2 separate regions of the Homo sapiens genome follow, and region 1 is linked to region 2. The links are chromatin loops, found by intact Hi-C in ENCODE. Cell type or tissue: PC-9. All regions are shown on one strand. Each heading gives the region's core, and the rest is flanking DNA. Links, peaks and the distances in the headings are about the cores only.

Region 1 (16,300 bases), core at 5,487-13,486, 170 kb before region 2:
CCTGTAATACATGTGGCATAGGAACTGATGAATGACTCATTTGTTGTTGGAAAGTGAACAAACTTGCCTAATGATATAGTTTTCTTTTCACTGTGTGTGTGTGTGTGTGTGTGTGTGTGTGTGTGTGTGTGTGTTGCATATGTGTGTCTGTTCTTTCTGGGCAATGCCTCCCTTTGACTCATCTCATATTTTGAATTATGGCATTTTTTAAAAATTGGCAAATTCATTTCATTCACTGGTTGCTTCTAATTTTAAATATGTGTCTAAAGCAACAGAACTACAAATGAAACCCCAGTCTTTGATTGTTAGGGACTTTGGGGTAGAGAAGGCAAATCAGAACAATGCCAAAGGGATATTTCTGAAAATCCATACTTCAGAGTAGATTGATTTTTCAAAGAATCATGTGCCAAAAAAAAATTAAGGGATATTGATAAAATTGCTATGCTTTATCTCTTTGGTTATAAAAATTAAATACACAGACACACGCTATAAAATTATATCAAATTTATTGTGATGATTCTTTGTATGATTCCTTTGTACTGATAGAACTATTTATTTTTCTTCTATTTGGGCTCCACCTTTTTTCCTGTTTGTGTAATTCACGTCAATGCTTTGCTCGAGATTAAGTCAGAGATGAATTATGGGTTCTGGAATGTGAAATCCTCTGTTTCAGTACATACGTATTCAACCGGGGACAGCACCTTCTTGACTGGTAGATGGGAAAGAGCAACCCAGTCACTAAGCACTGGGCTACTTTTTGTGGGTGTTCTTATGCTTGTATGCATTCCTTTTCATCAGTCTTCTCTCAGAATAACTTGGATTTCCAGGTCTCCCAAAGCGTTTTGGAATTCCATTCTGTGTTCTCCTTTGTCATGTGTATTCCAATCCCTATCTGTGCTTCTTTCTACCTTTTTGAGGTGCTATCTATCGACTCCTCATCAGGTGAAGCAATGTGAGATGACAAACTGTGAAAAGCTTTAAGAACACCCTCTTAAATTGTAGCTCTTGAGTCCCAGAGTTCAGAAGGAGTGGGAAAACCATTCTATAAATAAAAATATCTGGAGATACTCAGGAGAAGACTGGCTGTTCTAAAAGCGAATGCTAGTTAACATGGCCAGACAGTTTTTTTGCATCTTTACTTGGAAAAGAGAATCTATGACACCCTCTAAAATATCAAGCAGTCTTAAGTGGATAATGTTGCTCTAGTTGGTTTCACTGTCAAAGCCATTTAAAACTTCAGCAACTTATGAGATAACGTATCCTAAGGGTCTGATTTCTGAACATGAATTTAAGGGTCCCTCTGATGCCTGTGCTCTAAATACTTCATTAATAACATAAATGATGTCCTCAGTACAATTAAAACAATACTTTAGCTATTGATATTTGTCCCTTTAGGGATTCTTGATTTTATGTGCATGCTTATTATTTGCCCTCATATAAGCACTCACATGATATTGTCAGTAACTGAGAGTTGGATAACCGGCTTGTTTTTCAGGGTACCAATTACTCTTCCCGGCTTACATCTTGTGTGGGCTTTTGGCAGACATCAGCTTCTAGCACCTAGAAGGCACTTCCTTCTCCAGAGTAACTTTATGGAAACAAGGACTTTGTTGCAACTGGCTGAGGTTGAAATGAACACCTCCTCTCTCTGCTTTACAAAATAAGTGGAGACTAACTAACTGGCCTAGGCAAGTTTTCTGTATTCTTGGATTGATTAGTCCTTGCATTCTCTTTGCCTCTTCTCAGACTGTCTCTAAATTTAGCAATGCGATATGGTACAAACAGTCTTTCACATATGCTGTGTCACCAAGGGGATTTCAGGATTGTTTCATTGGTCTGCCTTGGCAAAGCTGACGCAATCTCCCATTGGTCTGTGCTCAGGAATCTGGGTGGGAAGTGAAAGTACAGACAAGCCTGCCAAGGCGAACTCCATCATGCAAGAGCTTGCTGCTGTGTGTGGGACTGAGACCCAGATTCGGGCCAATTCAAAATGAAAACCTTCAAATGAGTGCTCTGAGAGTAAAATGAAACTGAATCTGCTTGCTACATGTCGATGAGGTTCAAAAGATGGCAACAGTTTTGGGGTGCAAGGTCAAGCTGAAGAGTTAAAAACAGAAAGGAACCTTCTTTCCTCAGCCTAAATAAATATCCTTTCCTAGAGGTATCACTGGGAAGGTGGCACAGAGGAAGGTCAAGTGATCCCCTCTCTGGGGTCCACATGCCCGCTGCTGGGCCACACCTCACCCAGGCCCTTCCCTTGTGAACACCTCACAGAGGGACTGGCTCCAAACTGACCCTGAAGAATTATGTGAAATCCTTCTCGTTTAGAGCTTTAAAGGGTGTAAGAGAATCATGAGGATTTGGAAAAACTAGGACTGGGTCCATGTTTATGCTTGCAGCCTTTTACCAACAAATACATATGTACATATATGTACATATATATATATATATTTTCTCTTTAATGTTTCATAAGATATTTTTATCACCTAAATGAAGATAAATTAGCTGAGCTTGTTTGGCATAGAACATATCGCAATATTTTTTATTTTTAAAAATTTGTTTTTTTCTGATTATCAATTCATACTCATTGAAAAAATAGTCAAATGTTACAGAAATGTGTAATAGAAAACAAGAGGGTTTCCCTTTCATCACAACCCCAGGAATAACTTTCATTAGCAATTTGCTTTATATCCTCAGTTTTCTCCCCACAGATGCTCGCTCTATCTATCTATCTATCTATCTATCTATCTATCTATCTATCTATCTATCTAACTATCTATGTATCTATTTTTTATGAGAATAGAATCTCCTTGATATACTAATAAATTGCTTTTTTATTCTACTCAACTACTTTTCCATGTTTGTTTATAAAGATATCATGTTTAGTTTTTAAAACTAGACTTTAAAAATTATATAGGTTTACACAGAATAAAGAACACAGAGAACTCTTTATTAAAAATAAAAGTGCTTTCCTTCTGTCCTCCACCCCACAGTAACACTGTGGTCTTTGGAATCTTGCAAAAACATACACAAGGGTACGCATATGTACTTGTTTACTTCTGTGTATTTTTTTTTTTTTTACATAAATGGAATTGCACTATATAGTTCTGTAGCTCAGTTTTTAAAATTTGGTATTAAAATGTTCTTTCAGTTAGGGCCAAAGGGCATTTAACTTCAAGGTAAGACCCATTCCAGGACGGCAGAGATCATGTCTGTCTTGCGTATCCCTGTGTGAATTTTGCCTGACATGTTGCAAACACTCCGTATGGAAGTCTTGAGGGTCTTCTGCCCCAGTCAGAAAACCTCTGGGAGAACAGTTATCCCCAGACCTCAGACGCTCGACGGATACATGAGAAGCTTTCTTTGATGGATTCGATGTCAGGATCTCCATGTGAACTTCCACTTAGAGGTGTCATGCTATGGTGAGTCCCATTCCTAAGCATGGTAAAAATTTGGTGCCCCAAAGTCTATAGGGGAGTGCACGTACATGGCTGGGGAGGGAATAAAGAGGCCAAAGAGGTCAGCAGCCCTTGGTGCTGCTGAAATTCTCCCTAAACCAGCAATCAATAAAATACATCTTATCTTCTTTGGATTAGAAAATTCAACTTTGATAGCAGAACAAGTATTCTTAGTAATTAGTAAGATTATTAATAAAGAATCTTAGATTCTTAGGGGATTCTTTTAGTGAACTACAAAACTAGTTGTGTGCATGCATGTGTAAGCTGAAATATATCAGTAACAGTATTAAATAATGTGTGTATTTGAGTTCTAATATATCAAATTACAATTTATTTAAGATATGCATCCTATAATACTCTTCCTCACCAAACAGTTTCTAATGTGATAGTTGGTTTTTAATTCTCTAGTGCTAGAAAAAGAAAGTGATTCATGTCACTGAATTTGAGCATCATTTCAGGGCATTAAAAAACCCAAATAACATTTCAGAAGACTTTTGATCATAATTTTGGGGTTAATAGAAATTAAAATCAATATATGGTAGCTTTGAGTAAGAGACAAAACCTATCTACTGGAGAGACTTCAAAGGTCAACGGATCCCAGAAAGGCTCTAACTTATTAGAGACATTTATCATGCATTGCCTTTGGGACATTAAAATGTCACCCTCAGGATTTATGGTTTTTGCAAAATGTGTACAATTTCTGTGGGGAATTTTTCTTATCCCAAAGGACAGGGATAATAGAAAGGAAGCCTTTTATTAGGGCTTACTTTTAAAATGTTCTGAAAGCACTAAAGAGTCAGGATGACTGTTGTCCAGCTGGCTACAGGCAGTTGGCACATAAATCACAAGGAATTGGCCATAGTGAGACTCTGCACAGAACAGCTTGCACAAATTGGCAACTGATCATTCCCTCTCCTTTATTTCTGTATAAACTGTTTACAGAAAACTATGCGGCAGAGTGTCTGAGAATAGTGACTTTCTAATCCCTAGTAATTCCTAGGAAATGTAATTGTAGGAACAAATTTCATAAAGTATCTTCAGTCTTACATAAATCTGTGTAAATCACAGATCCCTTTAAATGCCGTTTGGATAGCAGAGCTCTAGCTGGAACTGCAACCTGACTTCCCTCTGGAGCTTCCTGAAGGCAGCTTGCTGATTCCCTGGTGGAACCCTTGCCTTCCCAGACTGACCAACCCTTGCCAACAGCCATCAGTTCTTTCCAGATAATTCGGGACAATGTCACCCCCTTTGCTGTGTCAAGAACTTGCCCCTTGAATTTTAAAAGCATCTGCCTTTCATAAGAAAACTCAATTTTCTGCTGCTGACTTATTTACACACAGAGTTGCAGATGCCTAAATTGAAGTGACTTGTTGCTATTCTTGGCTGTGAACAGGCTCTCTCTGTTGAAAACTGAAAACCTGTGTGGTGGATGGCACGAGTCCTGTTGAATGGTGCAAACGTCCCCTGCACAAAAGCACTATTAGGATGAATGAGAAATGACAAAGTGAGAACTGGACATAATTTGTTAACAGCTTCCGAAGTTGATGAGGATCAATGAAGATCCTCTTGGAATGCAGGGTATCCATGTTCTTCTTTCAACTTGCACATCATAATAAAATAATAGTTTGTGTTTGTACAAATGTATAAAATAAGTAAGTATCATGTTAAAGACATAGATCTGTGAACACAGAGCTGGTAAAGTTTTCTTTCTGCTGTTCACATGGGGAAAATCAGATGGCCCAATGTAGAAATGGACACTGAATTTGGTTGTCATCCAAATGGGTCCATGTCACTCTTCAAAATGTATCTCCAGTCCTGCCCCCTTCTCCATTTGTGCTGTCACTGACCCACCCTAGGCCTCTAGGATCTCTCACCTGGATGATGTCTGTACCCTGCTAAATTGTCCCTCTCATTGGCTTCCATTAATTTATCTTTTTGGACCATTGTCAAATTGTGATCCATATATTACCCATACCTATTATGTCATTCCCGTTTATAACCTTTTGGAGTTTTTTCTCACCTTACAGAATGAAGTCCAACTAAGACTCTCAGTGTCACCTCTGCCTGTTGCTCCAGGCTCAGTCCCACGCTTCTGTGGGCATCCTATGCTAATAGGTTTGCATTCCTCATGCTAAATGATCTCTGTCACCTCTGTGCCTTCGTTTCTGTTGCCCTCTCTACCTGAGACATTTTCCCCTTTCTCTTGGCTGGCCTAACTATTGATTATCCATTAAAATTCAACTCCTATACTGCCTTCTCCAAACATCCTTCCCTGGCACACTGTCCATCAGGGTAGGTAAGCTGCCCAGCCCCTTGTGGGCCCCCTAGTCCTGCAGGCTTTGCTCTCACTGCACTTGAATATTGGAGCATAGTAACTGCAATGTTTGGAGTGTTTTTCTCCCCTGCAAAGTTCACATCTAACCCCCAAATTGATGATATTAAGAGGTAAGGCCTTTGAGAGGTGATTAGGTCATGAAGCCTCCAACCTCATTAATGGAATTAGTGTCTTTATAAAAGAGGCCCAAGGGGACTTGTTCACCCCTTCGGCCATCTGTGAGTTGGAGAGCTAGCCCTCAAGAGACACTGAATCTGGTGACAACTTGATTTTGGACTTCCCAGCCTCCAGAACTGTGGAGATAAATTTCTGTTGTTTATGAATTATCTGACCTAAGATACTTTGTTATAGCAATCTCAATGAACTAAGACAGTAATCTAATTATGCATCCTCTGGTCTATGACATGCTTGAACACATAAACTGTAACTTATTCATTGTTGTGTTCTCACCCAAATACAGCACCACATCTGACATATAGTTGGTACCTCATAAATGTCTGATGAATGAATAAATGAGGCTGGATAGGCAACATGAGGTAAAAGAAGAGTTTATATTTTCATACTAGGTTTATGGGGTTTATAGTAGGTTTTAGATAAGATTTATGGTAGGTTTTACATAAGTTTATATAAGGCTTATAAGAAATATATGCTTATTTATAAATAAGTAGAATAATTAAAAATAATTTATAGAGCTTAAAAACACATTAGAGAGCATCTAGTCCTATGCTTTTCTTTTACAAATGGGCAACCAGAAGCCCAGAGAAGTTATGACCTGTCCAAGGCCCCACAGTAAGGTAATAACCTCTGAACAGATCCACATATAGTATTTGTGGGGCCCACTGTATGAATTGAGGTCTGTACAATATATGCTTTAATATTTATGTTCAAGTAAAGAATATCACGATTCCCTAATGGCACATTTAACCATACATATGTACAAATTAAAGAACACAAAGTGCTTAATATTGTAAACTGTTCCTCAGCCGCCATGTGAAACTAAGGTAAATACCACACTAACTCTTAAATATTTCTGGAACCACCAATTCAAAGTTGAAGAGGAGCAAGAAAATTGCAGCTCAGCACTACTGGGAAGTGATACTTGGTTTTGCGATTTGAAAGGACTTGACAAGTTAATTAATTTGTCTTTTTCTTTACCAAAGTGCTCCTGCGACCTAATACTCCCCATATCCCAAAGCATCGCCCATCTCAGCTGTCAGCAGTGGCACAGCCTGCAAGACTTCATGGCATTTGGTCACAGTCCTTCTGTCCTGATGACATCAGGCGAAAGAAGTGCCACAGTGTTTCCCTGGGGCCTGAAGAGTATTAATCACACAGTCAGATGTTGGGCTGTGTGATACCAGGACTGAGTATCCATTTGTTGGTTAATAAGTGTGTGTGCTTATGATATGGGAAGTCCTCTAAAGCCAAGGGCCCAGGGCAAGAGTCCCTCTTGCCTCACTCTATGAGCAATATTAAATGGGAAAGAAATTCATACACAGTAACTATCAAGCTCGCCATTAAAATGCCCTATTAAGGTATTATCTGAGAATTTAGAAGAAGGTAATAGTGCCTTAGGGTACCTAATACAGGTTTTTTTACATTCTTATGGCATTGCATTTAGGATCATCTAAAGTATAAAGGCCTAAGGGGAAAGAACAAGAAACTGGGAATTTGCAGTCCTGGATTGTTTTCTTAAATCTACTAATTACCTACTGGGTAACTTTGAGAAAACACAACCTGTTAATGGTTAGCCATTTCAGTTTCTCTACCCATAAAATAAGCCATAAATTATCTACACCCATGCAAAAGTGCTGGGAGAAGAAATGTTCAAATGAAAGGTATTGTAAAATTATAACATGGTTTTACAAAGTTTAAAAGCTGCTCTGACCTCCACTTAAATTTACATGATGTCAGACTTCCACAGAGAGGGTCTCCAATAGAACTAGTCTTAGATGCAGTCGTGTGTTTTCTTTTAGCTACTCAAAATGAGTAACTAAGAAAGGTGTTTTATAAATCCAATCTATTTTCTTGAGAAAATGAATGGTTTACGTGTAACATATACCTATCATGTTAAAAGACTTTATTGTGAAGATAAGAATGTTGACTGAGAGCCTCTTCCTTTCTATTTATATCCCATCTCTTGTCAGCATGGTGCCTGTCCCCTTCTGGGCTGCCAGAGACTCCCTGCTTCTCCTTGACTGGTTATAAAACTGCCAGTCTTTTGCCTTCCCGGGCCACATTTAAGCTGTTCTGAGTTCTTGAATCTGCCAGAACAACCTGTGATTTGGATTAAGGTTGTATCAAGAAACTCAAAGACCCTGAGACAAATGTGGTTAAAAGCAGATATTTTCTTGATGTAGGATTGGGGACCAACATCACAAGCTTTATTGAGGAGGCATTCCAAGAGAGCTGACCACACCAAAACAGTCTCATGTGTTCTGAAGGGCTATGGTTTCCCTGCTGCATGGCTGGAGTCATTCTTCCCTCACAAAGCACATTGTGCTTTATAGATGCAGAGAGAATACACTTTGACCTCTAATTCAGGCATGGAAACAAGCAGTGCTGAGCTGGTCTCTGGTGACTCCCAGGGTCTGGAACCACTGGACAGAGCAAGGTTGGGGTGGGCTTTGATGACCTCTTTCTGAGGTTCTAGGCTAACAAACTAATCACAAGGAATGGGCGACTCGTAGTGCTGCCTGGGAGGCAGATGATACACTTGCATTTTCCTTTTTCCATGGTGAGGCAGTTCCTCACTTTGAGAGAACCATGATTCTCATGGCATGTATTTCTTATTTTCTTTAGCTCCCTGTGCCAAACTCTCTCCTCAGAACCTGTCACAGCCTTAGCCACTATAGATGCTCAACAAATATTTGTTGAATAAACAAATAAAACATCGCTTCCTTATTCTTCTGTTGGTATTCCATTAAAAAATGGATACCCCACTTACAAGAACTTCAGAAGAACTTTCCCATTCTAAAGTTCCCAGAAATCCAAATGGACAAAATATTTCCATTTTAATTTTTAAAGATCAGAAGAATGCAGTGACCACAGTTTATATTTTCCCTCCTATTCTCCTCAGGGCCTGTGTTGCTCATTTAAATGCAATTTGACGTATGTTTGGGTCAGTGGCCTCAGTCCGGAGGCTCTTACAGTAACTTGGCACTGTGGAAATCCCAGAACTTCGGCCAGGGTCTGGAGGAGACGCGTGGGGTTGGGGGCACTGAGGGCCACTCTCATTAAGCCTCAGGCAGTGGTCCGGCCTGCCTTGGGCAGGAGATCTCTGGACTAGTTAGCTTGGTTTAGCATGGAAACAGTCAGCAATGCCTGAGAAAGCCACGAGGCTGGTCAAGATGACTAGGAAGATTATAAACCAGAAAACTTCCGCCTTGGTATTTGAAAACCACATGGAATTTTACAACATTCTTGCCTATTAACTGCTGGGAAGGGCACTACCTTATTGCCTTGTGCATAATGGAACCAATCTTTCCCCTCAGAGGCCCCCGTGTTGCTTTGATCAAGTTCAAAAGATGAGGGGAATGATGACTAAGGGCCTTGGGAACCAGACTGAAGAATCTCACAGACATACTCCAGGGTTTTTTGGGGATTGTTTGTTTTCTTTTCTGACGCATCATTTTGGTAAACAATTCCTATAGTCTGTGCACTTATCAAATTCCTTACCCAAATATTTGCTATTTATAAAATAATCAAGGAAACAGACTTGTGTTTATTATTCCTAAATCAGCCACAGTTTGATGAATTAAAAACAGTCTTACTTTTTCCTCCTTCCTCTCCCTTTACCAGCCTCTTGTAAAAGTGCCAGCATTATACACCCAACTCTCTCTTTAGACAGTAAAAATGAAAAATAAAAGTGACCTTCGTGAACTGTGCATTGCCTCTGCATAGTCTGTTAGACTTCGGGCCAGCAGCCAACCCCCCTTAGCACCAGAGGTAGATCTTTGGAAGCGATTGAGTTGGAAAGGGATACAGTAAATGTCTGTTTCCGGTTCACAGGGGCCTCAGCGTCACCACATCGTTTGGACGTCTGACCAGTTTCCTGACTTTGAGAGTCTCTTACTTTAAACATGAGGGATCAGCCCTAGAAAGGAAAGGAAAGACACACGCAAGAGTCTGCCTCTGACTCCACCGGCGGCCACTCTCAGGATGGGTCCTCCAGACGGGATTTAAACAGAACTGTTTTGATAGGGACAGTGCTTTCTGTTGCTGTCCTGGGGCAGGGTGATGGCGAGGACACAGGGTGCTTTCAGATCCTCTGCGTGGACAAGACCAGCTCTGGGCCAGCTTCCAGGAAGCCCCACTGGTAGCGACAGAACATGTCCAATTCAGAAAGCCCTTCAGGGCTGGTTCAACTGGATATCGTATTTAAATGGATCTATTTATATTTCATATGTGTGAAAGAAAGGCTTTGTTGGATGAACACATTTACACTTTTCTTTTTTTTTTTTTTTTTACTGATTAAAATTTTATTATTTTGGCCAGGTGTGGTGGCTCACACCTGTAATCTCAGCACTTTGAAAGGCCAAGGTGGGTGGATCACTTGAACTCAGGAGTTCAAGACGAGCCTGAGCAACGTAGGAAGTCCCATCTCTACCAAAAAAAAAAAAAAGTAGTGGGCTGTGGTGGCACATGCGTGTAGCCCCAGCAACTCACAAGACTGAGGCAGGAGGATTGCTTGATTCTGGGAGATGGAGGTTGCAGTGAGCTGAGATCACGCCACTGCACTACAGCCTGGGTGACAGAGTGAGACCCTGTCTCAAAAAAAATTATTTTTTCTAATTTGCAAATTGTAATGTTTTATTTTTTATTTTTTGTAGGTACATAGTAGGTGTATATATTTATGGGATACGTGAGATGTTTTGATACAGGCATGCAATGTGAAATAAGCACATCATGGAGAATGAGGTATCCATCCCCTTGAGCATTTATCCAATCACACTCTTTAAGTTATGTTAAAATGTACAATTAAGTTATTATTGACTATAGTCACCCTATTGTGCTATCAAATAGGTCTCACTCATTCTTTCTATTCTTTTGTACCCATTAACCCCACTTAAACTTTTCTTTCTGAAAGAGACAAACTTGCTAAATTATCATGAGAGAACCAAAGAATTCTAATGAATCATTTTATTTAAAAAATAACTACAGTTATCCTTTACCAAACTAAAATTCCAGGTCTGCAACAACTTCGATTTGGCACAGAGTTGCTGCAAAGCTTAATGTGTATATTTACACACTTCAGCCCTCTTAAAAGCCATCCTACTATTGATGTCCCCATCGAGTCCTTAGTTTCCTATGTTTCTATGTTTCTAAGTGGAACAGCAAGTCTCACCTACCTTTAGAGTCCACGCTCTAATTGCTTTCATTCCTTTATAATATGCTGAGCTCACTTAAAAGCTGGTTTCGGCCGGCTGTGGTGGCTCACGCCTGTAATCCCAGCACTTTGGGAGGCTGAGGCAGGTAGATCACCTGAGGTCAGGAGTTCGAGACCAGCCTGGCCAACATGGTGAAACCCTGTCTCTACTAAAAATATAAAAATTAGCCAGGTGTGGTGGCGGATGCCTGTAATCCCAGCTACTTGGGAGACTGAGGGAGGACAATCACTTAACCCAGGAGGCAGAGGCTGCAGTGAGCCAAGATTGTGCCATTGCACTCCAGCTTGGGCAATGGAGCAAGACTCCATCTCAAAAAGAAAAAGAAGTAAAAAAAAAAAAGCTGGTTCCTACTCTGCCAAGGTGAAACTGTTGGTTGCTAACTTTTGAGGAGAATGGGCTCTGTTTGGCATGATTTGGCTGAGAGAGGCAAAAGCATGCAGCCTCCCACAGGAAACGGTGGGAGAAACACCAGCAGCAGATGTAGGCAGATGTTTATGGAAAATGGTGCACAACATATTCAGAAGTAAAAATTTCATATTCGTGAATACAAATTTCATTTACCATTATGAAAATAAACATTTCAGTAAATCATTTCATAACTAGAGGGATCCCAGAGGCAGGAGTCATCTCACCTTCCAAAATAATAGCAGCCAGCCAGGGTATGGCAGTGGCAGCAATGACACTTCTACCTCTAGCTGCCAGTCATAGGCATCCTAGCAACCTCCGTCAGGAGAAGAGTGGGAGGGAAAATGTTTTTTTTTCCTCCAAGCATTATGAAACAACTAGGGAGGCTAGTCTCTGAGGATTTGATCTAAGGCTTGCCCAAATTACTTTCTCTCAGGAACTTTTGCCTTGAACCAATTTTAGGCACCAAACTAGTTCTCTCTTGCTGGAAGAACGTGATTGTATTGTCTGAAATTGTGCATGCTTCCTTGTAGGATGCCAGTGGAAAACCCCAACCATGCCCTTTCCCACTAAATTATTAGGATTTCACTTTCCAGTAAATGCAAAAAGAACATGCAAGCATGGCTAAGAGGTTTTTTTCTAATTAAAAAGCTACACTTTTTATCTTAACATTTCTACTTCTGTAAGCTTTATGTGGGCATGAGACCATACCATTTGTCTTTACATCCCCACAATACCCAGTAATATTTATGTACATAATTGGAGATGAATAATGATTCTCTTAGATAAAGAAACTTGTCCACCCACCTCTACCACAAATGAAAATCCTTTTTCTTATAGAACTTTTTGGCCAAGCAAAGGCTCATGATATCTGTAATATCTGTGATAGAGAAGCAGTGAGGATAGTTCTTATTCCACAGTCCAGCATGAAATTCTAGAATGATGATTGGCCTTTTCTGTTCACTTTCACTCTCTTGGAGGGAAGGAGGAATGTGAATAATTGAAAAACGAGTTACAACTCAAACAAAACACATATGAATTTGGCTTTGCTCTGTGGTGAATCCCACAACTCGATAGTGCCCTCCACTCTTTTCTGTCTATCCTTAACTCAAACCTCTGTCTAGTTGACCAAGACCCAGCTGGGAGGAGGATCCAGGAAAAGGTTCCAGAGTGGGGATGGGAGAAGGTGCTGGAATGAAGGACTCAAGAGACGCATATGAAGCTCATTTTGACGCTTTATCACTTTGTATTGTTGAGAAATGCTTGTTCTGTCTTCATGCCTGAGGTTTCTTCTTGTCAACTTGGATGAATGGACTATAGAATGTACACATTTCCTGCTTGCACTGTGATTGAAAGTCCCATATAAATAAAAATTAGTTGACCTTTGCATTGTTGCGGTATTATGCCAAATGCAGAAAAGCTTAAGGGTATAATAATAAAAGCTAAAATGGATAAACTAAGTCTGACTTAGAGAATTATCAAAATCTCAAAGCATTTCAGGGACAAAAAATGATTTTTAAAAAGTAAACATTTATATACTTTTAACTCTATATTTTATCACTGTTTCCTCCTACAGCTTATTTAAATGCACATTCCAGTTATAATAATTTTGAGTAAATCCCCCAGTTGACTTGAATGTGTACAAACTTGCTCCTGGCCATTTGAATCTGATGCAATTCAGCAAATTTTGAAATTTGTATTCCAGTTATTCAAGTAAATGAATAGTGTCATTTGATTATTTGACGTGATTTTTTTTTAAAAGCAGTTTTGAAAAACTGCTTCTGGGTATCAATACTAAAATGAAAACACTGGCTAAAATCATAAAAGCAGGAAAATTAATTTCAGGGCATTTTAAGCCTCCTCTGCTTCCTGGGCTCACAGGGCTTCAGAAGTGGAGAATCATTCTCTGATGTCACTGTTCTCTGAAAGCTGATCCATTCAAACCCATATGGTGGACATCTTTGAATCACACACTGGTTACATTTTTCAGTGCCTCAGAAAGCAGAATTTCCCCCCTTTTAATTCTCAAAAGCAAATTTGAATGAACTGTTTTACCCACCTGCAGCTTCCTCTGAGGAATATAACTCTTTAATTCAATTCATAATGTCCTCATATTCTACAACCTCCAAATTATCCTAAATTATTAAATCTTAATTATTTGGGTTTAAAATTAAAATAAACAGTTTTAGTTTTAAATCTAAACCATTGTTACTGATTCTGAGGTGGGAAAATGGAGGACTTTTTTACAGAAGCATCATAAAGATATTACACAAAGCCAGAAAATGTCCCATTTCTTTCTTTCTCTTTTTTTTTCTTTTTTTTTTTTTTTTTCTGAGATGGAGTTTCACCGTTGTTGCCCAGGCTGGAGTACAATGGCACGATCTTGGCTCACTGCAACCTCCACCTCCCAGGTTCAAGTGATTCTTCTGCCTCTGCCTCCCGAGTAGCTGGGATTACAGGCATGTGCCGTCACGCCTGGCTAATTTTGTATTTTTAGTAGAGACGGGGTTTCTCCATGTTGGTCAGGCTGGTCTCGAACTCCCGAACTCAGGTTATCCGCCCACCTTGGCCTCCCAAACTGTTGGAATTACAGGCGTGAGCGACCACGCCAGGCAACTTCCCATTTCTTTAATTCTCTACTGCAATCTACATCTTTGCTAATCAATAGAAAGTCAACATGGTTCCACAGATTTTGGAAATGCAAAAACTTTTGGCTTTTAAAAGCCCCCTTCAAGCAGAAAAATCTATCTGCTGAACAATAAAGACCACATAAGAGAAAATGGAGTGTGGGCCCTCCCTACTGGTTTATGCCTCAGATAGAGGTCCCTGGTGGTAGGGGCCTAGATAGAGAGACAGTGTAATAGAATTGCATTAACACAGTGTCCAAGAGTGCAGAATCCACAAATGGTTGATGGGCAGGCCTCTCCTGGTCTTTGTCTCCACCCTGTCTGGCTCACAACTCTACATTTCTATGGTTGCTTCGCTCCAATTAAACTTCAAGCTCAGCTTCCATCCTATGCAAACACCCTTTAATGTTTCTAGATCTCTTTCCTACCTGCACACATCCTTGTTTTGCATCTTTGTCTTGGAAGGACAAATAGCATGGTTCAGATAATGAAGGTTGTGCAGGAGAGGAAGGTTGAGGAAAAGGTGGAGGATCGTCAGATTCAGAAAATTGTGGTAACTGTAGGGGCTGTCTCGGGATTGGTATGTCATCAGGACAGCACGTACTAAGGCCCAGTCACCCCAAATAGTTACGGGAACATAATTTCCTGTGGAGACCAGTTCCCTGAATGTTGTACCAACAAGATCCCATAGTTCTACATCTAAGGTTCCTTTTTCAGGAAACCAAGGACAGTATTTTTCTACTGACCTGAATAGAGTGAGCATATTTTCCATAGGCACTTAACACCACCCTGTTTTAACAGGAGTTTAATATAGCAGAGATAAGCATGATGCTTACACTCTGCATGATCCATAGTTAACCCAGACCTTACACAGACTACTGACCACTCGTCGGGGAGTCGAACACGCATATCTGTGGACCAAGCCGATTGACGTTTCACTGCACGTACCAAAGGGAATCGGGTTCCCTCATGCATTTAGGAAAAAAGAAAGACCACGTGGGTGCCAGATATCGGGGAACCTGCCCCGATATTCATGTAGGTTCTTTTCTATTTTCCTTAAGCGTCGGCCGGCTTAAGAAATAAAGGGACAGAGTACAAAAGAGCAATTTTAAAGCTGGGCGTCCAGGGGAGACAACACATGTCGGTGGGTTCCATGATGCCCCATAAGCTGCAAAACCCACCAAGTTTTTATTAGGGAGTTTCAAAAGGGGAGGAAGTGTGCGAATAGGTGTGGGTCACAGACATCAAGTACTTTACAAGGTAATAGAATATCACAAGGCAAATGGAGGCAGGGCGAGATCACAGGACCACAGGACCGGGGCAAAATTAAAATTGCTAATGAAGTTTCGGGCACCATAGTCATTGATAACATCTTATCAGGAGACAGCGTTTTGAGATCAACCGGTCTGACGAAAATTTATTAGGCGGGAATTTCCTCTTCCTAATAAGCCTGGGAGCGCTATGGGAGACTGGAGTCTATTTCACCCCCGCAGTCTCAACCATAAGAGATGGCCATGCCCAGGGGAGCCAGTTCAGAGACCCACCCCTAGGTGCGCATTCTCTTTCTCAGGGATGTTCCTTGCTGAGAAAAAGAATTCAGCGATATTTCTCCCATTTGCTTTTGAAAGAAGAGAAATATGGCTCTGTTCCGCCAGGCTCACCAGTGGTCAGTTTAAGGTTATCTCTCTTGTTTCCTAAACATTGCTGTTATCCCATTCTTTTTTCAAGGTGCCCAAATTTCATATTGCTCAAACACACATGCTGTACAATTTGTGCAGTTAATGCAATTATTACAGGGTCCTGAGTCGATATACATCCTCCTCAGCTGACAGGATTAAGAGATTAAAGTAAAGACAGGCATAGGAAATCACAAGGGTATTGATTGGGGAAGTGATAAGTGTCCATGAAATCTTTACAATTTATGTTTAGAGATTGCAGTAAAGACAGGCATAAGAAATTATAAAATTATTAATTTGGGGAACTAATAAATGTCCATGAAATCTTCACAATCCATGTTCTTCTGCCATGGCTTCAGCCGGTCCATCCATTTGGGGTCCCTGACTTCCCGCAACAAACATGGTTCCA
Region 2 (16,300 bases), core at 4,109-12,108:
CAGGTGTTTATCATGGAGCTTCCCAAGCTTTCTCATTCATTTATGCTTAACAACTCAGTAATTTTTTTTTACAGGACCCTAAACCAAAATATAGGCTAACATTTTCATTTATTAAGTAGTTATGGCCAAATATCATGCAAGGTCCAACAGATATTATTGTGCTTCCCAAGAAAATTTAAAATATCCCACTACCTCCCTGTGACTTCACTGTAGCACTCTAGCACACCCCAGCACACATTTGGGAGCCATAGGTTTAGCATGTTATACTTTACAAAGCACTTTCACAGCTACTACCTTGCTTATCTTCACTGTAACTACTGTGAGACACTATGTAGATGAGAAAATTGCACAGCCTGGCCAACGAAGCACGATCCCATCTCTACAAAAATTTAAAAATAAGAAAATAAAAGTTTAAAAAAGTAGAAAGGCATGGTGGTATGCATCTATAGTCCTAGCTACTTGGGAGGCTGTGACAGAAGGATGGCTTGAGCCCAGAAGTTCGAGGCTGCAGTGAGCTATGATTGTGCCATTGCACTCCAGCCCGGGCAACACAGTGAGACCCCACCTCAGAAAAAAAAGTGACTACAACAGAGTGCATTTAAGGTTTTATAGCTAAGAAGCTGCAAATCAAGACACAAATTTATTGGGATCTGACTCTAAACAATCTTCCTCCTGTTCTGTATGCTGTTTCTTCCTCTACTCAGAAAGTCAATAGCATCTTTTATTAATCTTCATTGTTTTACAGTATTATTCCCTTACTAAAGTGAGATATGCAAGAAATATTTCCATGTTGGGATGCTCCTTTCAAATTTATATTTCAATTCCTTGACTAAACAAACAGTTATTCCAAAATACTTTTTACAGTAGCTGAACCTACACACATACATACACACACACACACACGCACACAAAAAAAACTATTCCAGCAGGTGTGTGCATGTTGTAGAATAAAGCAAGGTGCAGTAGTCCCCCATTATCTGTGAGGGATATGTTCTAGTAACTCCAGTGGTTGCCTGAAACTGAGGATAGTACTTGATTCCCATATATAATGTACTATGTTCTTTCCCATGTATACATACATATGATAAAGTTTAATTTATAAATTAGGCACAATAAAAGATGAACAATAATGATGAATAATAAAACAGAGCAATTATAACAATGCACTACAATAAAAGTTATATGGATGTACTGTCTCTTCTTCTTTCTCTCTCTCTGTCTCTCAAGTTCTCACTGTAGTCTACCTTGGGTAACTGAAAGCATGCAAAGTGAAAGCTCAGATAAGGGGATATTACTGTGCAAGGTTTCAGATAGTAGAAAAGCTGTCATGCAAACTACAGAATGATAAATAATAGCTAACAGTTCTTGAAATATTAACTCATGACAGGTACGTTACTAAATGGATTACAAAATTTAAGCTTTTCCAATAATTCTATGGTGTAGGTACTATTATTATCCACTTGTTAAAGCTGAGAAACTTGAGGTTTAGAGGGAATAACTTAACCAATATTCAACTGAAAGAAAAAAACCTAGAATAGTCAAAACAATCTTGAAAAAAAAAACGTTGGAGGACTCATAAAACCTGATTTCAAGATTTACTATAAATCTTTACTATACTGTAATCAAGATAGTGTGATACTGGCAAGAAGCCAGACATGTAGATTAATGGAACAGGAGAGAGTCCATAAATAAATCTACAAAAGTCCCAATTTCAACAAAGGTGCCAAGGCAATTGAATAGATAAAGCTTAATCTTTTCAACAAATAGTGATGAAACATCCATATGCAAAACAAAGCAAAAAACCCAACCCACACCTGGCATCTAAAACTATAAAACCTCTAGAAAAAAATGGAAAATCTTTCTGACCTTGGCAGATAAAATTTCTTAGAACACAAAAAGCAAGCTTCATAAAAGAAAAATTATAAATTAGATTCTATCAAAAATGAAACACAGTTGAAAAAAATGTAAAGAAAAGCCACAGACTAGAAGAAAATACTTGCAACACATACCTGATAAAGAACATGCATCCAGAATTTATCAAGAATTCTCTAAACTCAACAATAGAAAAACAAAAATCCCAACATCAAAAATGGGCAAAACATTTGAACAGACAATTCACTAAAGAAAATACAGAGATAGGAACTCAGCATACACAAAAACGCTCAAAATCATTTGTTATTAGGGAAATGCCAGTTAAAACCACAATAACTCACATTATTAGAATGGCTAAAAAAAATTTAAATGGACAAAATTGAGTACTGGTAAAGATGTAGAGCAACTGGAACTCCCACACATTGCTGGTGGGAATGCAAAACAGTGCAACCACTTTGGAAAACAGTTTGCCAGCTTCTTGTAAAGTTAAATATATACTCACCATGTGACCCCGGAGCCCCACTCATATGCATTTACCCCCAGCAAAACGAAAATACGTCTATACAAAGGCAAATGTTCACAGAAGCTTGATTCATAGTCACCAAAAAGTTGGAAACAACACAAGGTCATTCAACTTGTAAGTGGATAAACAAATCATATTTCATCCACACAGTAGAATACTATTCAGCAATAAAAAGGAAGAAATAACTGATATAAACAGTGTGTCACTACAGTAACAGTTTTTTAACCTTCATTTCCCTTACAGTCAGTTCTTCAAAGCATCCTTGCTGCCATTATATTTGTCATCATACTATTAAGTAGATTGCAACCTGCATCTTTATAATCACTTATATTTTCCAGAACAAATAGGCTAGTTGCCTGAATTGTATTGCATAAATATTCTGGTCTCCAGGACAGGATTCAGACGATGCACCCTAATCATCAGCAACACATTCACAAATTCCAACCCACCAGCCTGATGGCATCGTTTAGGTATTGATTTTTGCAAGTTTTTATTTCAGAACGTGAACTTATCTTAGATGTATCTTCAAATTCAAATGTCATCTTACTGTAACCCTAAATGTTGGAAAAAAGTATGAGATGGAGTCCCTGCCACTGTCTAATCAGGGGGACAGAATTCATAACTTATCTCAGAAGAAATCAATTTCAGGTCATTTTATTCTTTGCAATAAAGTTGATTGATTAAATAATTTAATTGCTATTATTTTAATACTGTTTTATAATAAAATTGGTATTCCAGGTAAAAATTATTCAATATGTGCCCAACTTCTCATAAGTAAAAGATGGACTATGTGGTATTACATATGATTTATGATCCATATAGCTCAGAATAGCCTCTTTTTACAAAAATAAAAGTATAATTTTCTATCTAAATCCACTTGAGGTAGATTATTATTTTGGTGGCACCCAATGAATCACTCCTCCTGGGATGCATGCCTTTGTGTATTTCCCTCCCACGTTGACTCTGGAAATGGTCATGTGAGTAGCAGAGGCTTGGTAAGTGCTCGCATACTGGGCCTTATCCACTTGGAATTGTTCACTGTGGGAATTCTTTTTTTTTTTTTTTTTTTTTTGCTACCTAGCCACCATGATGTCACAAAGCTCAAGAAGCCATATAGAAAGGCACAAATAGAAAAGAACCCTTCTCTTCTTTCTTCCTGCTATCTTCATCCAGTCATGGTAGTGAACCAGATTGGACCATTCAGACAACAGTGCCCTAACACAGCTGTTTTAAAACTTCTTGGTCTCAAGACTTCTCTCCCCTCTTAAAAACTATTAATGATTTCAACATTTTTGTTTATATAAGTCATTTCTAGTAAAACTTACTATATTAGAAATTAAAACTGAGAATTTAATAATATATATTTATTAATTCACTAAAATAATTTTAAAGCCACTACATGTTAATATCAGTACCATTTTAATTAATATTTTAATATTTTATATGTTAATATTAATAACAACTATGTTTCTAGCAAATAAACTTAGTGAGGACAGGGGCATTGGTTCACGGTTTTTGCAAATGTCTTTAAAGTCTGGCTTAATAGAAAATAGCAAGATTCTCAGCCGGGCGTGGTGGCTCACGCCTGTAATCCCAGCACCTCGGGAGGCTGAGGCGGGCGGATCACGAGGTCAGGAGATCGAGACCATCCTGGTTAACACGGTGAAACCCTGTCTCTACTAAAAATATAAAAAATTAGCTGGGCGTGGTGGCGGGCGCCTGTAGTCCCAGCTACTCAGGAGGCTGAGGCAGGAGAATGGCGTGAACCCAGAAGGCGGAGCTTGCAGTGAGCCAAGATCACGCCACTGCACTCCAGCCTGGGTGACAGAGTGAGACTCAAAAAAAAAAAAAAAAAAAAGAAAATAGCAAGATTCTCATAATCCACTTAATGCATTCAGTCTGTTGCAATATTACCTAAAACTTAGGCTCCAGAAAACTCTACACTCATGGGACAAAGGAAGTGAAAAAAACGCAAATAATGTCTTAGTCTTGTTACAAAATAGCTTTGGCTCTGAGGAACCACACGTTTTGAGATCCATGGCAATGGAATAAACTCCAGGAAGGAACCCAGGTGCCAGAATAGTTTCCTTCAGGGTAGGGCACAGCCCTGTGCCAACCTAGGACACTCATTAAGGACTACGTTAAAGAATATCCTGGGGTCTCTATTGCAAGAATGTATCCCTACTAGGGTCTTGAGAGAGAGGACTTCCCAGGCATGGAGGCCCAGGCCTATTTAGCTGATTCAAAACCCAGATCCATCCCCTGGTCTCTCACTGTCTGATTTCTTGTTTCACTCCCAAATGACCATCACGTAAGCCAGAGAAAGCTCCTTCCACCACAGAACCCACCCCTGGCTTCTTTAAGCTGTGAAGTCCAGATCAAACACATCTCCAGCTCAAAAAAGGAAGAAATCACAGCTCTGTCCCAAATAAGGACCTTTTTCTCCGAGGCTTTATCCTCTGCCCCAATATTAAGGTCTGGTCTCCCCCACTACTCATGATAACCATTACCCTCATCCACAAGGGTGTGATCTGACCCTGAAGCCCGCAAAAGACAGTCATTTAACAATTGACACCAATATATTAACCAACGTTCAAGCCATACAGTCTTTACCAGAGTCACTGTGTTAAATATCCACAAAGATAAATAATCACAGCATTGACAAAGGCCAAATTAGTGATACAACTTATTCTGTGCTATCAGACTGCAATGATGGCAAAGATAAAGTGATACGTTTCTGTTTTTCATGACACTGAAGGAACTTAGTGTACCCAGATCAACATTTATGTAAAGAAATAGAACAGACTCGGCCGGGTGCGGTGGCTCACGCCTGTAATCCCAGCATTTTGGGAGGCCGAGGCAGGCGGATCACGAGGTCAGGAGATCGAGACCATCCTGGCTCACACGGTGAGACCCTGTCTCTACTAAAAATACAAAAACTTAGCCGGGCGTGGTGGCGGGAGCCTGTAGTCCCAGCTACTCAGGAGGCTGAGGCAGGAGAATGGCGTGAACCCGGGAGGCGGAGCTTGCAGTGAGCCGAGATCACGCCACTGCACTCCAGCCTGGGCGACAGAGCAAGACTCCGTCTCAAAAAAAATAGAACAGAGTCATAGACTAGACTAGACTAGACTAGACTAGAATAGACCAGACCAGAGTACAATCCATATCTGGGTTCAAAATGATGCTACTTTTACTAGCACTGACCTTGGGGAATGTACTTAAACCTTTGCTACTCAGTGTCTTCATCTATGAAGTGGGGATAATAGGTTCTCCCACGTAGGGTTATGAGGGTTTAGTGGGTTAATATTTTTAAGGGGCTTAAAACAGTGCCCGGAACATACTGTAAGTATTTGTTAAATACATTACACTGTGTGAATGTGTGTGTGTTTGTGTGGACTGGGTTGTGATCAAAGTTTGGAAAAACTCAAAGGTAAAGGAAGTGAGACCCAAACCTAACTTCAGTAGACAGAAAGAACACAGCTAAGCCAAAGAGGTGTGTGTGGGGGGTGGGGGCACTTTCTAGGGTAGGAATCACAGAATGTGGGGGTCTGGATTTAAGCCTCTCCTTCCACAGTTTGGGGAGCTAACAAGATGGGGGAGGGGAACATTAAAGAGGAGAGAAAGTTGTTGTTTTACTTTACGTAGAATTCTTTTGTACTCAAATCCCCTTTGTCAGGGCCCAGATGTTTTAAAAATGATGCCAAGCTGTGATAAAAACAGACGCACATGCAGGAAACAGAGCACATCCAGCAAGGAAGACTGTTGGGTAATTCAGTTTATTAACGACACGTTCTATGTGGTAACTATTTGCAGATGATCATAAAATATATCCCCGACAGTCATTTCTTTTGGTTGTTATTGTTTTCAAAGTTTCATCTCTAAAATCTCTTAAAACCACTTGCCCAGCTGTGCTGAAAACAACTTACAATCAGACAATTATTTAACCCTAAGCAGGCATAAGGAGGAAGGACAATATGGTTTGAAGGTTTCTGCTCCTATATGTTGGAACCCAGCACAAAGAGGGATGCTTGCTACTTCCAAGAACCTGCACAAATAATTTGGATCATGATAAGATCACTCTGAATTGGTTATGCCCATCTAACTTAGATCATTGGATAAAATTTCGAACCCAAGAATCTTGACATGAGAGCTCACCTGATGATGCTTAATTGATGATATATTACCATCCAATGCCACCTGACTTATTCCTGAACAGGAGCAGGACTGGCAGGGAGGTGGGGGTAATAAAGGTGGAGGCCGATTATATTCAACTGTACTTAATCTCAGTGGCAGTGAAAGGGCCCTTCATTTGAATCAATTAAAAAAAACCTGCAGGGAAGAACGAGACCTTAAGGAGTCTTAAAATATCATCAGTGATAAAATATCATCAGTCAAGTGGGCTGTAGGTAATATGCTACTATCAACCCCCAGTCTATAGATGAACCAACCAAACCAAAAGAGATTAAGCAACTTGGACGGTGAAGCTAATAAAAGGGAAAGGAATATAGTGACCAAACCCAAGAAGCCCAGAGTGTTCTCGGTGCTGTATCGCTTGGGGCTTTCCTCATCTTTGTTTCTATTATTCAAGAATATAGTGTGTGTTACAAGTCAGGTATCAAATGTGTAAATAGGTATCGTGCCTGAAAGAAATATGTCCCGATGACCTGTAGGACTGGATTGTCTGAATTACAGTCCTTGCGACTGAATCCAGTTGGCGTGATGTAAGCATAAACGCACTCCACGTTTCATGAATAAGCTTAACGATAACAGAAAATACTTTCCTTCAGATTGCCTGGTGATTAAGGTAGTGGACATCTACCAAGCTCACGCTTAGGGAGGACGAACAACAGGTTTATCAACACTATACTTCACGGAGTGTCAGTCATGAGGTTTTCATGGAGAAGCCAGTTGTTTTGTTTGTTTTCTTAATGACATATTTTCATGTAGTTGGGAAGGGGTGTGCCCATTCAGAGCTTGACTATGACACCAGGAAGTAGAGCATTAGAGTGAAACCCATGAGACAATGACCTTAAGTACAGGTGGTTGCCACAGTGTCTATTATTAGGATCAGTGAAATACACTCAGAAGTCGTGTTGCAAGATGGCAGGATGGAAGGCCAGTTTCCCCTGACAAAGTGCAAAGGCATGCTATAAACACTTGCATGAACAAACAGCCTTTGCAGCAACCACAACCAGGAGGAAAATTAGAGGACATTTTCCACAACAAAAGCAGTATTGTTTTCCTGTGGTCACTCTGAAATTCATCCTTTGTTGCAGAAGACGCTGAGGCTCCATCATGGAACTGTGGCATCCCACCCAGCATTCTCCCTGTGGGCCGAAGTGATGGGATAAATTGATTCACAGCGAACTGTTCCTTCTGGCTAGGGATCCCACATCTTCAGTTCAATAGGAAAGAGTTCTCCAAAGAACAATGAGGTATAGTGGGCCAAGCCGATCAAGCAGACGTGGTACATCCAATTCTCTCTCAGGGGCTGGGACCCTGGCTGACCTAAGCCAGGACGACTACCTCTGGGCTCCCATTTCCTCATCTTCATGGTGGGGCTCCCCATGCCGGTCCTTAGTAACGATATTTTTACTATATATATGCATATAGCTCTTCCATAAGGCTTCTCCTAATTTTTATTTTTTAAGGTATGGAAGCCAAAACCTGTTTGCTAAGGGAAATGAAAAGCTTACAAGAAAACACATTTTGGTTGTGTAACAGACACGGACGATGCCAGACAACTGTCTGGGTTCATGTAAAGTCAGAGGGGGAATTACACAAACAGGGATAACAGGGAATCTCGGTAAAGCCTCCTGCCGGAGAGGCCTCCATCATCCTATGACTCCACAAATGCTCTCTCCCCACCCACTCCCGCCCCCAGTTGGGAGGTGAGTCATCTCTGCCGTTTCATCAAGGTGTGCCTAGACTGATTTTTGCCTTCTCGGTATCAAAGTACATGTGATTCAAGAACATTTGTTAATTCAACAAGGATGTGTATGAATCTCTTAAGTTCTCTGGCAGAATGGGATGGGGCATAAAAAAGTAATACTATTATAATTTAGTAAGCTCTAACAACATGCTAGACACCGAGGGTATAAAAGGTGAATAAGACCTGGACCCAGGTTTCAAGGGGCTCAAGATCTAGTGAGAAGCCTGACAGGTGAACAGATCACACAGGGTCAACACTACACTAGAAGTAGCCACAGAGTGTGCAGAAGACACAAGACATTGCCTACAATCCAAAGGCATGTTTATGCCATTTCTGCCATCTGTTTTTGGACCGGCAGAAATTCTTGAGAAAAGCATGTGGTTTTCAGAGGGTCCCCACCCTATCCCCCTTTACCTGGTCAGGTAAAAATGAAAGAAAATAATACAGGTGGAGTTCTGAGTGACACGATTTGCTGTAAGTTCAGTTAAGCTAGGAAAGCTCATTTCTAAAGAACTTCCTGTAAACAAGGTCCATGACTGTCTCCAGCTCATGATGAATAAATGAAATAATTGATCGCAACAGACACGTTGCCTCAAAGAAAGTGTCTCACACAATAATATGTCTTTTATTTTTCCTGTTCTGGGGTGTGGTTAGGTTGACTTTCCCTTGGTTAAGGGACTTTTGAGTCTGACTACAAAAGGTTAAGTGCAGTTGCAAAGTTGAAAGGACCCAGACAGGAAGTATTTGCTATTTGATAGGTAAAAAGAAAATCCCTTGATGTTACAAAATTAAAACAAAACAAAACAAATCAAAACCTGGGTGAAAACATTTTTAGCTCATGAGCTTGAATTTTAAATCTTATGATGATCTCCTCCTTTCCAATACTTTCTCATCCGCAGATATGGTATAAAATTCAATTACAATAGAAGATAGTACGTGCTGCTTTACTTGCCACCTCATTTCCAATCCAGAATACTGGATGCATTTTGTGAAACAAAGCCATAGGAATACAGAAATGTTCATTTCATTCTCCTTTTAAGCGCCAGCCATTGAGACCTTCCAACTACTTATAGATCGAGATATTGAACTCTGCAAAATGGTTTTCTTTGCTGTGATTTCTTTGCTATGTTTTCATCTGCTTAGAAGGATGAAAAACTCACCACTTTCCTTCTCTCTCAGATTTTGATAGATTAATTCAAAAACTCAATCTGAAAACGAGCTTTGAAATTTAAACCTGAACCTCTCCAGTAGAGAAAAGGTAGAGCCAGAGGAAGACAGACCTGGGAGAGGAGGAGAGACCTTCCCATTCCCAGTATTCTCCCAAGTTCAGTTCACTGGCATTCCTTTTTCTTTTTATTCAATTTTAATTTTTAATTTTTGTGGGTACATAGTAGATGCCTATATTTATGGGGTATATGAGATGTTTTGATACAGGCATGCAATGTGTAATAATCCAATCATGGAGAATGGGATATCCATCCCCTCAAGCATTTATCCTTTGTGTTACAAATAATCCAATTATACTCTTTTAGTTATTTTGAAACGTACAATTAAATTATTATTGACTATCATCACCTTCTTGTGCTACTAAATTGTAGGTCTTATTCATTGTTTCTAACTAATTTTTTTTGTACCCTTGGCACTCCTTTTTCTGAAAAAATAAATCAGTTAGAAACAGGTGATGAAATTACAGAACTGATTAAGACATAATGACCAACAGTCCTTTTCAAATTGGGGCAGAAGTAGAAGAAAGAAGGAGGTGGGAACACCTCAGGTTTGTTACTGCTGACTCTACAGTCGCTTTATTGTGTGCGCTCAAGAATAATGAGAAAGGACAGTTGGGGGAAATGTGACAAATTGGAAAATAATAAGAACTAATGCAGTACGAAGTGCTTGCTTCATACCAGCACTCTTCTAGCACTCCATACTTATTAACTCATTTACTTCTTACAATCCTGTGAGACTGGGAGGATTATTAACCACGCTTCACATGAGGAAATGAAGCACAGAGAGGTCAAGTAACCTACAAAAGACACACAGCTAGCAAGCTTATCTGGCTCCAGCGTGTGTATTTGGCAGTGTGGCTCCAGAATCTGCTTTTGGTTTTGTTTCTTAAACACTAGCCAGCATTGCCTCTTTATATTTTAGTACCTACTTCACAAGAAATTATCAAGTTGCATATGCATAGTAGCACGAAGAGGGAAATTAGCAGGGAGATTCAAGGAAGTTAAAATAGGAAGTGGCTGAGGCAAGAAGCACCACCAATTTAAGGACTCAGGGGCTGGTCACAGATTGTCCAGGGCTGCCCGTTCAGATAGTCAGGAAACAACCTCGAGGCACAGCTTCTAAGATCTTATTTCCTCCGAGCTGGAAAGCAACATGGTGTGTCCCCAGGGAGTCTCCTTTGGGAAATCAGCCATCCGCATAGGGTGGCCTGTCCTGCTCCAGGCTCCCTAAGTCACACTCCTTCAAGCTCAGGAGCTGGACGATCCCAGAGCTTGCCTGTTCCCACCCTGCCTTCAGCTTTTGCTATTGGACCATTTCTTCCAGAGCAGCACCCACATCAGAATCTGCACTGAGCCCCTCTGCTTCTCTTTCCACCTTTCTTATTTTTGCTCTCCTGGGAATACATGTCCCTCTCACTTCATGGAACAACCAACCGTCAGCTTTGGAAAGGGCCAGGGTGATGATCCAGCTAGGGGTGGGGGTTATTGAAAAGGACCATGTGCCCAACTGGGGAGGGGAGAGCACAGGAGATTCTGGTATTGCTCCAAAAGGGGTGTCTTTTTTTAATGTTTAGAGATGATATTCTGGCTCCATTCTTTCATTGGGTAGCCAGGAGGCTGCAACCTGGAGCAGGGAAATGACTTAAGAATGGGTCATACAGCTAGTAAGAGGCAGATGGTAAACTCAGACACAGATCGGCTGCCCTGGGGCTCACTGCATCTGTGCCCACCACTCACCCAAGGGCAGTGCCCTCATCCTCCATGGGCTCTTTTTCCTCCTGGACCTGCATGGAGACAGTCATCAGGGAGTGTTTCTGGCGAATTCTGCCTTCAACCTTCACTCTCTTAGACCATAAATCACCTTTTAACAGGTAAAAGATCAAAAGTTGCTGATCTCACCCTGTGCCAGATGCTTATTTCTAGCTTGCTTTTCTGTTCCACCCCCGACCTGGCTACAAATCTTCCTCCTGTAGTCTTCCTTTCATTGTCCTCTCCATTTCTCTCTGCATTGGATGTTTTGCATCTAGCTCTTGTGAGCTCTCAGGCTGCCCATGGGGATGTAGGCCGGAACTATGTTCACCGCACCTGCTTCTTCACTGCTGGCTTTTCACAGCCTGCCTTTGGAGGTCTGATCCCACACCCTACTTTCCATTGTCCAAGAGGTTAATGGGCGGGTTGTGTGCTAACGCAGTGTCCCTGCTGGTGGCCCATGAAGTCCAAGCTGGCTGCATTCTGCATCTAGCCAGCCAGCCCCTCAGTATCCACATGGAATAACTAAGCAGTTTATCTTGATGTTCTCCCCAGACTCCTCCCTCATAGGCCCAGGTAGATCTACCTTCAACTCTCCTGTTTCCTTCCCTACGGAGATGTTCAGACATAAAAGGAGCCTCCACACAGCCACCATTTCATTCAAAACAAGATGCTAATAACTACCCTTTATTCAATATTCACTATGTGACAGGAATCTTCATAGGTTCTTTGTATATGTGATCTCAAACTTCATAAGAAACCTTCGAGAGGTGATTATCATCAGCATTTTGCAGATGAGGAAGCTGAGTGGTTTTAAGCAATTTGTCCTCTCTCAGATATAAAATGCTGAAGTTGGGGCTGCAACCCAGGTCTGTTGTGGACAACACTGCCCAACCTCTTTCCACCACAGCATCCATGTCTTTGGCCTGATGTTATATTTTGTTCTAATTTCAGGCATTATCCTGGGACAGCCTTCTAGTGAATGAATGTGCCATGCTATTTCGGTATGGGGTTCTGTTTCCTCTACCTCTCAGTGGCATCTGCTCACATGTCTTGCCCTGAGTGGTACTCTGCCGTGCCCTGCCACCCTTCACACCCAGCAAGGTTCTTCTTTCCGCTGCTAGCTTGGGCCTTCCTTCTTTTGTCCTTCAGTTTGTCTAGAGGAAGTCATTAAAACTGACCCAAGACTAGGAACTTCCTTCTCTGCTCTTGCTCTCCCCTCTCTCCCCACTGAGTTTTGTTTTCTGCACTGATGGGGTTGTCTCAAGCCTTTTTCTTCCTCTTCGAGCTTGAAATTCAGGCTCTCTTCTCAGGTACTTCAGTGCAAAATCAGCTCCTGAAAGCTGTTGCTCTGGCTCATGATCAGCACCACAGTTTGCCTTTTTGCCTACTGGTTTCTATTCTGCCATCATTAAACAATATTTGCCGGACAATTCTCCTTCCAATTAAATCTCTCCTGTCCCTCCCAGGCAACTGACAACTTAGCTTGAATCTCACTGCTAGTAGTTCGTGGGACCAGGAGTGTGGGCAACGTTTTTCAGGCAGGAGCAGGGCTGAGACTTTGTCAAAAGCAACCAGGCTTGTTAAGAACAGAACACTGACCAGAATCTCAGTGTGAGACAGAGTACGGTTTTGCTTAGGGTCTAGTAGTTTATCCATTACATCAGAAGTTCCCAAACTTCTCTTCAAAAGTGGAACTGAGACGGAGTTTTACTAAAATAAGATAATAGTGATCTTCTAATTTACAGAGGGGGGAAAGAAAATAAGTAGACTTTTATCACTTTTATTTGTTTCACTAAATTTTCTAAACTTTTATGGTATCTTCTACTGTTTATCTGAAAAAAATTAATAACTTACATCAAAATATCAGAATTTACATCTTTAAATATTTGATGGACTCTTACTTTTTTGACTATTTTGCATGTATGCATATATAATTAAATGACAGTTTCTACTGGTAAAATTACTACTTCCTGCAATGGAATTCATTATATCAATATTTAATTTCATGATTTTCCCATCAGAACCATGAGACTACATTTCCTAAAGGGAATGGTGGCTGGGGGAGAGGCACCTAAGCCTTCTGCTTCCTCATTAGATCATTCAAATGCAAGATCAGCCTTGGGCAGTTTGGAGCAGAGCACCTTCCCTGGCTGCCAAGGGTATGAAGCTTCCTCTGTGTTGCAAGGGGAGTATCTACCCAGGGTGGGAGGAGACACCCTGGAGGAGCCGATGTAGGAAAAGGAACCCAGAGCTGGCTCCCTGGAGACTGTGCCACTCCTCCTGCACTGTTACCCCTTCTGCTCCAAGTTTGGATTTACCTTGTGCTTGATGCCTTCCCTACATTTTATCCCATGAGGTTTCCCCAGATGAGGATTTCATTCAGCTCCCGCTCATTGAAATGCTGGGCTGTTCTCGAAAGAGGAAGAGGTGGCATGTCGCTGTGATGGGCCAGCACTCTGGGCCCTACAGGTTGAAATCTCCTACTCACGTTCCATGACGCCAACACCTCTGGCATAAAAGTGGAGAGAGCAAATAACAGTTGCCTGGGAACACAGAGTGTTTTGATGTTTTGTGGGTAGACTTCTTTAGTGAGTTACAATGATATTGAAAATGTTCACAAAATAACCACCTTTTCTTGCAGCCAACAGTGAAAAGGCAAAGGCCTCTGGCAGATTTCAAGGCTGAGGTTTCCAGGTATGTTTTATTCATGTGCAAATCTGACCACACCTGCCATCTGTCACCAGGCAGGAAAGGAACATGATGAAGTGGTACCCAGGAATGCTTCCCATTTAGGCCTCCATTACTAGGTTCTCCCTGTCTTGCAGAAATACCCAACTTGTTTGCAAACCTACTTGATAGCAAATTGTCTCTTCTTCCGGCGGTATGAAAAATGAGAAAGGTCACCCACTGATTTCAGTAGTGAAACTTCTGCTCACGGAAGGCCAGGCGTGTGGTGTGGTGGGCAGCATGCAGACAAGCAGGAAGCCATGTGTCATAAAATTACTTGTCCTTCACGAAGCCGGAGGTGCGTGGTCACTTGCCTTGAGGGGCAGTGCACTCTCTGCCCAACTAACTCAGCAAGATCTTCCTGAAACTCTGAAGCAAGGCCTGTGATGGGTGCTGCCTCTCCTGTAGGGCTAAGAGAGCAGCTTAATTTGGCTGGAGGAAGAAGAGACCAAGGGTCTGAGAAAAGAGCATGGCCAGATCATGCTCTTGTGTGCACGAGAACTACCTAGTGTGATGCTCACAATATCCCCTTCCCCAGTTCTCACTTCATTGATAGGGGCCAAAGTCTTGGAATTTTGCAAACCAAACCCAGCAGGTTGGAATGGGCAGCCAGCACTGAGAACCACTTGCCCGGTGTCCTGATCTCTTGGACACATTGCTCAAAGCCTCACTCAGAAGCATGGTGGCCCTGTTAAGAGCAACGCAAAAGCACCTCTTGTCACTCATTTGGCGGCAGAGACCATGTCCCCAATGCCTCATGTTAAACATGTGCTCTCGGTACAGTGCAGCCTTTAAGGGAGATGAAGCCTGGATTGTGAGAAAGGCTCAACACAGCCACTCACTGGGCTGGTGCACAGAACGGGACACAAAAGACCTTCAGCTCAGAGACTCAGAGAGAAAGCTCACAGTCCCCAGGCAAGTTGCTTAACATCTCTGGTCTCATCATCCTTACTGTAAAATAGAGTGTTGGACACACAAGACAATCTCCAAACTCCTTCGAGCTTTAACAATGTGTAAGTTTATGGTTTTTCATCCCATGCGTCTGATCATTTCAATCTGTACTAACCTGTTCTTTCCACCTACAAAATAGAAATGAAATACATCAGCTCCAGAAAGACTGATGTATAAATACTTAGTTGTAAGTGCCAAAAGATTTTAAAGTTCTCTTTGTGGCTACATTTCATCTTGAATGTATAAGTTGAAGCAAATCAAGTCTGGTCAAGGCTTACATTGGAGAAAGATAATGTGAGACTCAGCCCTGCTTTGACATGCCTAAGAATGGCATGTTCTGAGGAAGGGATATGTGGCCAGGGCACATTTTGTTTCTCTTTTTGAGCCTTAAGGAAGGTATATTAATACTGATTCCTGAAAGAACCTGTTAAGCGCTTCCTGATGTAATTCACCTGAGAAATTGCTAAAGAATATGAACTTCCTATGGCAGATTTCAAGGCTGGGGTTTCCAGGTATGTTTTATTCACGTGCAAATCTGACCATACCTGCCATCGGTCACCAAGCAGGAAAGGAACATGATGAAGTGGTACCAAAAGCCCTAGGAATTTAAAATTTGCCAAAGTGCAACTGTTAGTTTTCCTTCCTGTCTATGGACATGAATTTCCTTTCTGACTAATTTCTTCGTAGAAAGAGTAATTAGCTTTATTACTAACATTACCTCTGTTACTACCTTTACGCAAATTATTAACAGCCAGCTACAGCTTAACAGTAATACTTAACAGTATTACGAGTACGTGAACTTTACCTCCCTAAAACACTCGTGATTGATAAACTGATAGATGGATAGATAGATATACACAGGTATGTATATACGTGTGGATATATATGGTTTTAAATGTGAACACACAAACACCATCATCAGCAGCAGCAGCAGCTATTCATTTTGTTGAGCACCTGTCACAATCCCTGTGCTTGTGGAGGTAGCAATTTAATGAGAGAGCAAATACAGAATATCCATCAAAAGAGGTGAATAGCCCTGTATAGCATAAACTGGCAGTTCTTAAAGTGTGGTTCAGAGACCTCTGGGGGACACTGAGACTCCCAGGGAGTCCAGTAAGGAAAAAATATTTTTATAATAATACCTAATGATATATAATTATGTTATTTGCTTTTAATTTGCATTTCTCGTGAGTGTACAGTGGACTTTTCTAGAGGTGACATGATCTGTGATATTGCATTGAATGCAGAAGCAGACCAGGAGTCCAGCTTTCTCTTATGAAGCCATAATTATTAGGCTATTTTCATTTACTAAAAGTG

What was found. A loop is a pair of places that touch in the nucleus more often than their neighbours do. Peaks named below come from ENCODE experiments on the same cell type or tissue, not always from the same donor. Only the 100,000 strongest peaks of a DNase experiment are listed, where the experiment ranks them.
Region 1: a loop joins it to region 2, with 2.8 times the contacts of the local background. A loop is called at or near these places in 2 of 110 quality-filtered maps.

The regions. Positions count from the first base shown.
Region 1 is chr6:105,599,862-105,616,161 of GRCh38, forward strand. It overlaps LINC02836 (long intergenic non-protein coding RNA 2836), which reads right to left. Exons shown (of 6, transcript XR_942833.3): 6 at 12,650-12,931. Among named protein-coding and RNA genes, the nearest start is that of LINC02836, 24 kb to the right of the region's middle. RefSeq lists enhancers at 962-2,161, 1,533-2,112. In PC-9, for the core only: no CTCF peak of the experiment used is centred there; DNase peaks (open chromatin) are centred at 7,240, 8,710 and 9,280; H3K27ac peaks cover 3,937 bases.
Region 2 is chr6:105,773,171-105,789,470 of GRCh38, forward strand. No RefSeq gene overlaps it. Among named protein-coding and RNA genes, the nearest start is that of LINC02836, 150 kb to the left of the region's middle. RefSeq lists a silencer at 7,330-7,530. In PC-9, for the core only: no CTCF peak of the experiment used is centred there; a DNase peak (open chromatin) is centred at 7,291; H3K27ac peaks cover 2,397 bases.